Regions from separate parts of the Homo sapiens genome. Here region 2 is linked to region 1. Evidence: chromatin loops called from intact Hi-C (ENCODE). Cell type or tissue: mammary epithelial cell. All regions are shown on one strand. Links, peaks and the distances in the headings refer to the core of each region. The heading gives the core; the rest is flanking DNA. Region 1 has its middle 81 kb from the start of PLD5. Region 2 has its middle 9.7 kb from the start of PLD5.

What was found. A loop is a pair of places that touch in the nucleus more often than their neighbours do. Peaks named below come from ENCODE experiments on the same cell type or tissue, not always from the same donor. Only the 100,000 strongest peaks of a DNase experiment are listed, where the experiment ranks them.
Region 2: it touches region 1 in a loop (2.2-fold over the local background); 1 of 110 quality-filtered maps calls a loop at or near these places.

The regions. Positions count from the first base shown.
Region 1 is chr1:242,603,186-242,608,572 of GRCh38, forward strand. No RefSeq gene overlaps it. Among named protein-coding and RNA genes, the nearest start is that of PLD5, 81 kb to the left of the region's middle. In mammary epithelial cell, for the core only: no CTCF peak of the experiment used is centred there; a DNase peak (open chromatin) is centred at 2,526.
Region 2 is chr1:242,531,683-242,537,069 of GRCh38, forward strand. No RefSeq gene overlaps it. Among named protein-coding and RNA genes, the nearest start is that of PLD5, 9.7 kb to the left of the region's middle. In mammary epithelial cell, for the core only: no CTCF peak of the experiment used is centred there; a DNase peak (open chromatin) is centred at 3,279; H3K27ac peaks cover 1,499 bases.

The sequences.
Region 1 (5,387 bases), core at 76-5,075:
CAGTTTAGCAGGCTCATGTGACAAGTTCTGGTCAGTGGGCTATGAGCAGACAGGACCTATGTCACTTGTGGATGAGACAGGGAAGACTGGCTGGGTTCCCCATGAGCTCCCTTCCTGCCTGGTGAGTCTTGAGTGTTGAGAGGGCGGCATCACAAAGCATGAAGTTCCCATCAGTGTGAGCCCCTACATGGCTAAATGGCTCCTCATTTCACTTGAATCTGTACCTTGAATGACAAAGCAAAAGCCTCTTCATGTGAAGTCACTGGGCTATTAGGTTTAAACTGTCACCACAGGTAATGGTTATTTAGGGGTGTTACACAATACCTAGCAAAAAATTATATGCATTCATCCTCTGACTCAGTGTTCCATTTCCAGGAATCTTCCCCAGTCGGAAGAAAGGAAGGAAAGGAAGGGAGAAAACAAATAATGCTTCCACAGGACTATCAACTGCAGAGGAAATGGTTTCTGAATATTTGTTAACAAATACACACTAAGGACATTACTTCATCCTTTTACTTTTTAGGCATCATTCTTTCCTCTACTCGAAAAGTGAAAATAACATCTATTGACTTTAGAGTTATGTTCTGGAAATACTGGTGTATTTACCTTGTCTTTTTGCTCACTCATGCATATTTGCATGCATCTTCCGGATTCAGAGAGTGATGGAAGCAGTTTCCTATGTTTACACATTGATGTCTGGGTGGCAGCAAGGCTAGGGGCATAAGAAGCAGATAGTATCCTGAGTTATCTGTGGGAAAAGCAGGTTTTTTTTTCCTTAGGAATCAAGTTACCGTCCTTTTGAGGACACAAGAGGTTGCAGAAGACTGTGGGTTTTGGCTTTTAATACAAAGTAAGATCCTTTTAGTTTTTATATACACAGCCTATAATACCTTAATTTCCTCAAGGGGTTTGGCTTCATTTGCATTTTACACAGTGCAATTTTGCAAGATCCCCTTTCCTTTCTCCCTTTGGGTAAATAGGCAGGGCGAGTGCATTTCTTGCCAACCTTCTGAAAGATAAAGTGCTTTTTATGTTTTCTCCCAAGGTCTCATTAAGTGGAGCATCTGAGGAAATGAGAACCTATGATGATGCCACCCTCAAACACACGACTGCCTCTGTGAGCATTTTTCAGTGAACTGCATCTTTCAGAATGACACTCCCACCTCAGCGCCCACGTCTTGGCCTTGTACAGCGTTCAGAAGGCGACCTGTGGCCGGCACACAGCATTGGAGAAGTCGCCGGTGTGATGAGAATGCCCAATGTGCCCCAAGCAGCCGTCTGTGGCAGAAGCCAGCCCTCACAAATCAAAACACCACTCTGTCGTGCACGGTGACGTGGAAAGTTTTTGAAGAGGGAATCTCTGCCCTACGCAGTTAGCGGCTGGGGCTTGACCACAATGCATAATGAGCGGGCAGCGGCTGAGCTGCAGATGATGCCTGCTGCTCTGGAGTCCACGCTACTGTCCCTCTTTTCCCGGGTAAAGCTGGAAGCTGAACTGGGAACCCCGGGGCAATCATCAAGATGCAGAATGTGAACGATAATGCTGCAACCGCAACGCACTCGTCATAAATATGCACCACACCATAAAGATATAGAAATGGGGGTGGATGGAAGAGGGGAAACTGTCACCCTGGAAATGGCTGCAGAAGGAGCCAGCTGCAGAGAATGAGGCAAGGAAGATTCCTAAGGAGAAGCTTCACTGGTGGAGGAGCCTTGGATCTTTTAATTGCATTTCATTACAGTGGAGATAAGAGTGTTGGGAAATGCTGTGTCTTTTTGCCCCTGCCATATTTCTGGCCATGCTAGTGATTCGCACATAGCGGAGGAAGCCACAGAGTTAGTGTTGGTTGACCTGTTGGGTCCTGGGGCCATTCCGAGTTTTGAAGCTCAACAGATGGGAGCATGACCCATGGAGGTAAGGCAAGTAGAAATGAGGAATTAGTAATGAGCACCATTTTGAATATGTCATCCTTAAACTTGTAGTGAGACATTCCAATGGAGAGGTATGTCAAAGGTATGAAATTAAAGAGTAGGGCTGAAAGTTCCAACCCTCTCTCTACTCATGGCTTCATCTTTCTGGTGGTAGCTCCCAGCCTGGAGCTACCTAGGGGCTCCTGCCAGGAGTCATCTTATCAGCATACAAAAGAAATTCTTATCACTCTAGAGATTCTGTGCCACCGGGAACAATATACAGTCAGGCACCAGACTCAATATACAGTTGTGCACCACGGAGGGGGTGCCTTCTGAGAAAAGGCCATTTCCTCACTGTGCAAACATCACAGTGAACTTATACAAACCTAGATGGTAGAGCCTCCTACACACGTAGGCTAGATGGTATATCATATTGCTCCTAGGCTACACTCATGTCACCTTACTGAATACTATAGGCAACTGTAACACATGGTAAGCATTGTGTATCTAAACATAGAAAAGTTACCATACAAATATAATATAAAAGATTTTTAACAAGGTACACCACATAGGGCACTTACCATGAACGGAGCTTGCAGGACGGGAAGTGGCTCTAGATGAGTCAGTGAGTGAGTAGTGAGTGAATGTGAAGACCTAGGATGTCTGAGATGTTACACTACAGTACTGTCGACTTTATCAACACTGTACACTTAGGCTACACTCAATTCATGTAAACTCTTCTTTAATAGTAAATTAATCTTTGCTTACTGTAACTTTTCAAATTTATGCATGTTTTAATGTTTTTAACTTTGACTTTTTGTAATAAAACAGCTTAAAACATAAACACAATGTACAGGTATATACAAATATTTTTTATATTCTTTTCTATAACTTTTTTCTATTTTTAGATTTTTTTAAAAAAAATTATGTTAAAAACTAAGACATAAACACACATACTGCCCTAGGCCTACACAGGGTCAGGACCATCAATATCATTATCTTCCACCTACACATCTTGTCCCACTGCAAGGTCTTCAGGTGGCAATAACACTCATGGAGGTCCATTTTTATATATAGGAATACACTCTAAAATAATGATAGAAAGTATGGCACAAAGAGTCTTCAAAACGTTCATGGAAAGTGTGTATTATAAAAAAAATTATGAATGGATTTCAAGTATTTTACAAATAAACTACTAACTTGTTATAACATGTCTGAACAGGACCTAGTTTGAAAAGAGCCCTTATCAGGGCGACATGAATTTTGCTAAAATTAAAGTGAGAACAAATATCAAATTTATGGTAAAGCTTGGATGGAAGAGTGATAAAATCATTGATGCTTTATGCAAAGTTTGTGAGGACAATGCCCCAGAGAAATCATCCATTTACAAATGGATAACTTGTTTTAAGATGGGATGAGATGATGTGGAAGATGAGCCTTGCAGTGGCAGACCATCCATATCAATTTTTGACCAAAAAAAATCATCTTGTTCATGTCCTCATTGAAGAGGACTGATGACTAACAGCAGAACAATAACCAACACGATAGATATCTCAACTTGTTCATCTTACAGAATGACTGAAAAATTACAGTTAAGCAAATTTTTCACTCCCTGAGTGCCAAAACTACTGCATCCAGATTAGCTGCAGACAAGAGCAGGGCTTTCAATGGAAATTTTAAACAAGTGGGATCAAGATCCTGAAGCATTTCTTCAAACAGTTGTAGCAGGAGATGAAACACATCTTTACCAGTACAATCCTGAGACAAGGCACAGTCAAAGCAATAGCTACCAAGAGGTGGAAGTGGTGCAGTCACAGCAAAAGCAAACCACTCAAGAGCAAAGGTCACAGCAACAGTTTCTTGGGATGCTCAAGGTATTTTGCTTGTTGACTTTCTGGAGGGCCACAGAACAGTAACATCCACTTATTATTAATGTTTTCCGAAAGTTAGCCAAAACTTTAGCAGAAAAATGTCTGGGAAAACGTCACCAGAGTCCTTCACCATGACAATGCTCTTGCTCATTCCTGTCATCAAACAAGGTCATTTTGTGAGAGTTTCAATAGTAAATCATTAGGCATTCACCTCACAGTATGTATATATGTATTTATTTATTTATTTATTTATTTATTGAGATGGAGTCTCACTCTGTCACCCAGGCTGGAGTTCAGTGATACAACCTCAGCTCACTGCAACCTCTCCCTCCTGAGTTCAAGTGATTTTTCTGCCTCAGCCTCTCAAGTAGCTGGGATTACAGGCATGTGCAACCATGCCTGGCTAGTTTTTGTATTTTCAGTAGAGACGAGGTTTCACCATGTTGGCCAGGCTGGTCTCGAACTCCCAACCTTAAGGGATACGCCTACCTCGGCCTCCCAAAGTGCTGGGATTACAGGCATGAGACACCATGCCCAGCTTCCACCTCACCATCTTGATTTGGCTCTTTCTGACTTCTTTGTGTTTCCTAATCTTAAAAAGTATTTAAAGGGCATCCATTGTTTCTTTACTTAATAGTATAAAAGAGACTGCATTGACAGGCTTAAATTCCCAGGACCCTCAGTTCTTTATGGCTGGACTAAATGGCCAGTATTATTGCTTACAAAAGTGTCTTTACCTTGATGGAGTTTATGTTAAAAAATAAAGTTCATAGTTTTTAGTTTTATATTTTAATTCTATTTTTCCACAAACTTTCTGAAGTATCCTGTATTAGTCCATTCTCATGCTGCTGTGAAAAATTACCTGAGACTGGGTAATTTATAAAGGAAAGAGGTTTAATTGAGTCACAGTTCCACATTGCTGGGGAGGCCTCAGGAAACTTACAATCATGACAGAAGGCAAAGAAGAAGCAGGCACCTTCTTCACAGGGCAGCGGGATGGAGTGAGTGCAAGCAGGGGAAATGCCAGATGCTTATAAAACCATCAGATCTCATGAGAACTCACTCAGTATCAGGAGAACAGCATGGGGGAAACCACCACCATGATCCAGTTACCTCCACCTGGTCTTACCCATGACACCTGGGGATTATAGAGATTACAATTCAAGGTGAGATTTGAATGGAGACACAGGGCCAAACCATATCATACCCCTTAGTAAATACTAGGCTACAGGAATTTTTCAACTCCATGATAATTTTATGGGACCCCTTTCACATAGGCAGTCCATTGTTAAATGTTATATGGTACATGACTATATGTATATATCTTAATTATACCACACAAGGTTACAAGTCTTCTACAAGCACATTGTTCAGAAGGGCTTTTCTTTGGTTTCACCCTAAAAATCTTGTCTCCCAGTGTTTGTCAGTGTTCTAGACTTGGTCCTAGTCAGATAGACTTTCATCTATGACACTCACACACACTAAAGGATACAAACTAGACCAGCCACATATTAATTTGCAAAAGAACATTTTCCTTTTCTGTCATTGGGATGCTCATGTCTTCCATCCTGGGGCCATCTTCTAGTATCAGAATACCTGGAAAAC
Region 2 (5,387 bases), core at 311-5,310, 71 kb before region 1:
GGCTGAAGGGTGAGCTGGGGAGAAGATACTGGAGAAAATTACCCAAATGGGAATAAGCTTCTAAAAAGAAAACATGGCTACACATTTCGATGATCTTAGCAAAAGGACAAAGTTTGGTTTTGCTAAATGGAAACTCAAAATTTCAACTTGACAAATATTGAGTTTCTGGTGTATATTTAAGATTTTATAAGTGCCGTGGGGATTCAAAATTCTGAGAAATCATAAATGCTGAGAAAGAGGAATTTACAATTCTATAAATAGACAAACTCTAATGAGACCAGGAGTAGCATAAGATTATGATCAAATGTTAGGATTAATGGTGCAGAAAAGAACGCTAAATCAATAGTTCCCTATCGAGACAGCATTTTATGCTGTTGAAAAACACACATTCCCAGAATTTGAGATATGCAAGCTGGTTTGGGAAGGCAGGTCAAAGTGGTTGGGAAAAGTCACTAAGCAGGAAGTTGGCTCTCAGAGTTGCTTAACAGAATTAAACATAAAATACAAAGTCTTTCTTTAGAAAACAGATACTAATTTACTTGATGCAACTAAGGTATCACTATGGAACAAGATACATACTCAGGGCGTCTTTCCCAAAACTGACCAGTTGGGCCTGATATTCACTTAGATGTAGGGTTATAATTTAGTAATATTCGCAGCTTCAGAATGATACATTGAACTCTGCAGGCTTTAATCTCTTTATTATGAAGGGGCATGTGAGGAATATGCTATATTTAACACTATAGTAAAAGGGCCATGCCATTTCTCTCCCTTTTAATTCTGTTAGCCAATTGACCAATTATTTATTTGACTACTATAGATACATAAGTAAAATTCTAATATAATAAATCATAAGTATACTTAGGATTTTTCCCAAAGATTGTGCAACTTGAATTTTAGTGACACAAAGAAATTGAATTATACTAAACTAGTTGCTAGATCTATGGTTAGCTGAACATGTGTACCTCCTACAATTTTGACACAAGAGTGTCAAAGTCAATGTATGTACCAGGCGGGAAAGGCAACCAAAAGTTTTAGGCTCTCCAAGAAGAAAGCTCCTTGACTTATACTCATCAGAGATCACTGAGTTCACCCCAAGTCATGGATAGGGGAGACTATAAATTCCAGCTGAGAAATCAGTGAAACGAGGACAGGAGAAACCAATGGAGGAGGAACAAGTGACAACTAGAAAACCTGGCCAAGGAGTCCTTTAGCATGTAGGAGAGACAGGAAGACTCGCATATCGCTAAACCAATAACAGATAGGAAAGAAAGGGAGGATAGAACACAAATCAACAAAATTTTCAGACCTCAGCCTGGTCAGGTATCAGCAGCCAAGTAAGAATCTGCTAGGCAATTGCAAGAGAAAAGCTGGTTTTGCTGAGAAGTGGGTCCAATAAATTGAATACAAGTTGCCATAAAACAGTTTTTTAAAAAAGATATGATTGCAACAAGCCGATTGAAGTTGCAAAGAATCATTGCCTTCATTTACAATTTTATCATGAGAAATAAAATGGTATGAGATTTATATAAGCTCTCTTTATGATTTACTCTCTTGCACTCGTCCATGAGAAGAGATAGAGCCTGGCCTGAGATATCACTGTCTGCACATTTCCTGTTCCAGGAGAGTCATGCATGGGCAGAAACCATAGAAGCTACTCAAGAGGAGAGCAAGTCTGAATGTTTTCTCCATGCCAGGTGCTGTGCTCAAAGCTTTGCATACAATCTCATTTAATCCTCACAGCAATCTACTACCATCTCCATTTCATAGTTTAGAAACTGTGGCTTCAAGAGGTGAAGTGAACTGCTCAAGGTCACATAAGGGTAAGTGACAGAATTTGGACTCAAACCCAGGACAGATTTCAAAACCCAGATTCTTATAATGTATGCTACTGTAATAAGTTCATTAAAGGAATGAATGGAAAGCAGTTGTGCACACGATCTCCATTAAACTCACATTAACCTCTTCTTTCCTCCTCATGAAAGATCTGACCTGTCTCGTAGTTCATTTTGGACAGCCTTTAATTTTAAATGGCCCAGTCTAAGAATCACATGCAGTTGAAAGATCCTTCCTCCCCCTGGGAGGTCTGTTTTCGACTTAGGAACCTGCAGTGGAAGAGGGAGGTGCTCCGTCTCCTCCACCATCTGCTGACTGCAGCTTGTGGCCCCTGCAGACCAGGTGCAGGATGAGGAGTGTTGCAGCTTGCAGTGTTGTAGGAAGCAGACGCTGAGATGGAGATAGATGTGCAAGGAGTGCTTTGGGGATCCACATGCGGGGAAGGGATGGGACTAAGGGAGAATCTGAGCAATCTGACTAAAGCTTCATTCAGATGTCCCCACAGAGAGCTCTGGAGCTACGGTGGGCCTTCAGAGTTGCCCTGCATGAGAGGCTGGGGATTCATTTGTTTTCTACGTGAATCAGTCATTGAATGGGCTTCTCGCTTCAGCTGTGACATTGGGCAAGGCAAATTTCTTCAGCTGAGGCAACCCCCATAGAAAGGTAAAGGCTGAGGGCCATCTTCCTGAAGCACTCCTAAAACCTGGGGGAAATGAGTCTTTCTTTCCTGAAAAGAAGTATCTGTTGTATACCACAGCATTCGCCATGGGGATTAAGGGTAAGAGAGAAGAAAAATCTTCCTTGACCAGATGGTAGTCTGGCCCCAATGCTCTTTGAGTATAGCAGATAACAAAGGCTGATTTTTAACTCCCATGGGGTACTTTGGAGGTTCTTCAGAGATCTCCCCAGCAGGCTGACTGCTCATCACTTCCTCTCAGCACCCCTCCTCAGATCCGTCCCTCTAATGGGTCACTTCACCCTCCAACCAGGACCCTTGGGGAAGATCCCTACAAGATGATCAATACCAGAAACCCTCTACTGTGAGCACTTGTAGCCCTTAAGATCAGATACCTTTGTCCCTCAGACTCTGGATGTGCAGACCTTTCCAGTATAGTCCTGATGTTTTGTTCTTCAAGAGGAAGACACCATCTTTCCAACTCTAGACTTCCCCAGAAATACATTAGCTCCCAGATTCTGTGCCCTCCCCCAAACTTCCAGGATCAGCAGTCATGTTTCCAAACTGGTTTTTTTGAAGACCTCTCACAGGGTGTGAGATAATTGAAGAAAACAACCCTTCCCCTGATAATTCCTCACCGCCTGGTCTCCTTAACCTCTCAGTGAATTCTCTGCCTTTTCTGATCTAGTTTAGAAGTAGGTTATGGGCTAATACTGGAAGAACTGATTTTGAAATAGGTTGTTATGAGTGTGGTTTAGCAACTCAGGCATACTCAGCATCTGTGGAATTACCCTCTAACAATGTCTTTGTTGGCTTTCTGAGACTTTACAGCAGGCTTTAACATGCAATCTTCTTTTTTTTTTTTTTTTTTTTTTTGAGACAGAATCTTACTCTGTTGCCCAGGCTGGAGTGCAGTGGCACAATCTCAGTTCACTGCAACCTCTGCCTCCCAGGTTCAAGGAATTCTCCTGCCTCAGTCCCCCCTGGTAGCTGGGATTACAGGCTCACACTATCACGCCTGGCTAATTTTTGTATTTTCAGTAGAGACGGGGTTTCACCATGTTGGCCAGGCTGGTCTCAAACTCCTGACCTCAAGTGATCCACCCGCCTGGGCCTCCCAAAGTGCTGGGATTACAGGTGTGAGGACAACATTCAGTCTTATTAAACTTCCTCTCAAACATATTTGCCCACACTGGTCTGAAAACTCTGTGTGGTTCTAATGTAAGCAATGCTTAATGGTTGCCCACAGCATAGCAGATTCCTCTCCACTTTAGAGATTTATCAAAGTGAGGAAAGAAAAAAGAAAATAAGGGACAGAGAGAGGAAGGGAGGAAAAGAAGGAAGAAAGAAGGGAAGAAAGGGAGAGAGGGAGGGAAGAAGATGTTAAGCAGGGAAAAATTTATTCCCAACAGGTAAATTTTCTTCCAAGCACTATTCCTGCCAAGACTAATGTTATATGCCATGACCAACAGGATCTTGCCAAAATAGTGACCGATAGGACATGACCCAAATGCCCCAGACTGAAAATATTCCCTCTCTACCATGCTATCACTTATTTGATTTAGATGGACCCCAGCTATCAAAGACTGTCCCAAATTGCTTGCTTGCTGAAATCACAGGTCTGACAGAAGTTTCTGCAAACATCACACTTCAGCTAACAACTGGCCTTGAGTATTGACTTTGGGAATGAATCCCTATCTAATCTTTATTTAATTTAATTTATCCCAAATGGTTTCATATTTTTACAACTCAGTAACTCAATGCAGGAAAAAAAAGTGTCAGTGTCTGTTTTTCTAACAAACCATATCCAAATATTCTAATAGTGATTTTTTTTTCAGCTTGACAAAAATGAGGAGCTCAGCCTTTGAACAGTATAAACATGTGTTGTCATGCATGCTTTTTGCATAAGTCCTGCTCTGTTCTCCTCCAGTGTATCCTCTTGGAATGTACCTGGTCATGTTCTCATTTTTCTTTTGAATCCACTAAGGAATGCTTTTGTTTTCTGGCCAGGAATTGCTGGAAGATGGCAGACACAGCCATGCAAGCATTTCTGGTGGTGCAGCAAAAACAGCCCACGTCATGTACTCTGTCATAAAGTGAGCAGGGTTTGCATAGGACAAATACCACATAGTCCCAAGTGTTGACTGTATCTACCTTCTCATCTCTTAAAAAATACACATATACACACATATGTGAGTGTGTTTTCATCCCCTTGTTGTATTTTAAAGATGAAACCATAAGCAGTCTCCCTGGACAGAGATATTTATGTGTTCTTTTCATCTGATGATTTGTCTCCAATCATTTGGGCCCTGCCTTCATGTACACATTTTGGGAACAGCTGAGATCTGTCCTGTACTTTTCCCGGCTGTGATAGCCAATTTTCACGAGGTTACACAGGCCATACAAGGGCAGTATAATCAACACCATAACCCTGTACAGAGACATAAATCTTAAAATACACTAGCAAGAGTATCAATCCAACTGGCAAGGGTGAAAATGGCTTTGAATACCAAGTGCCTATTACTATCACCAAGGAGGATCTGTATGTTTTTGTAGTCTCCACTCAATTCTAATACTTTCTCTGGGGCTTAGCAGAGAATCAGTTCAATTCTCACTGTGAATCAGTGTGTCAGGAACACATAAGACATCACCCTCAGCCTTCTGCCATAAGCAGGTGTAAAGTCAACAAGGATATCTGGCAACATCTTTTCTATATTAGAAAAGAAAAGCCCTTACCTGAAGTACAAAGCATATCATATTATAATTATTGTCAGAAATAGTATGGATGACATTCATGGAAATAGTACTTTATATTTTAAAATGGCTTTTACCTATTAGTCACCATGCACAATTGGATAGCCCAATCAGATATGTT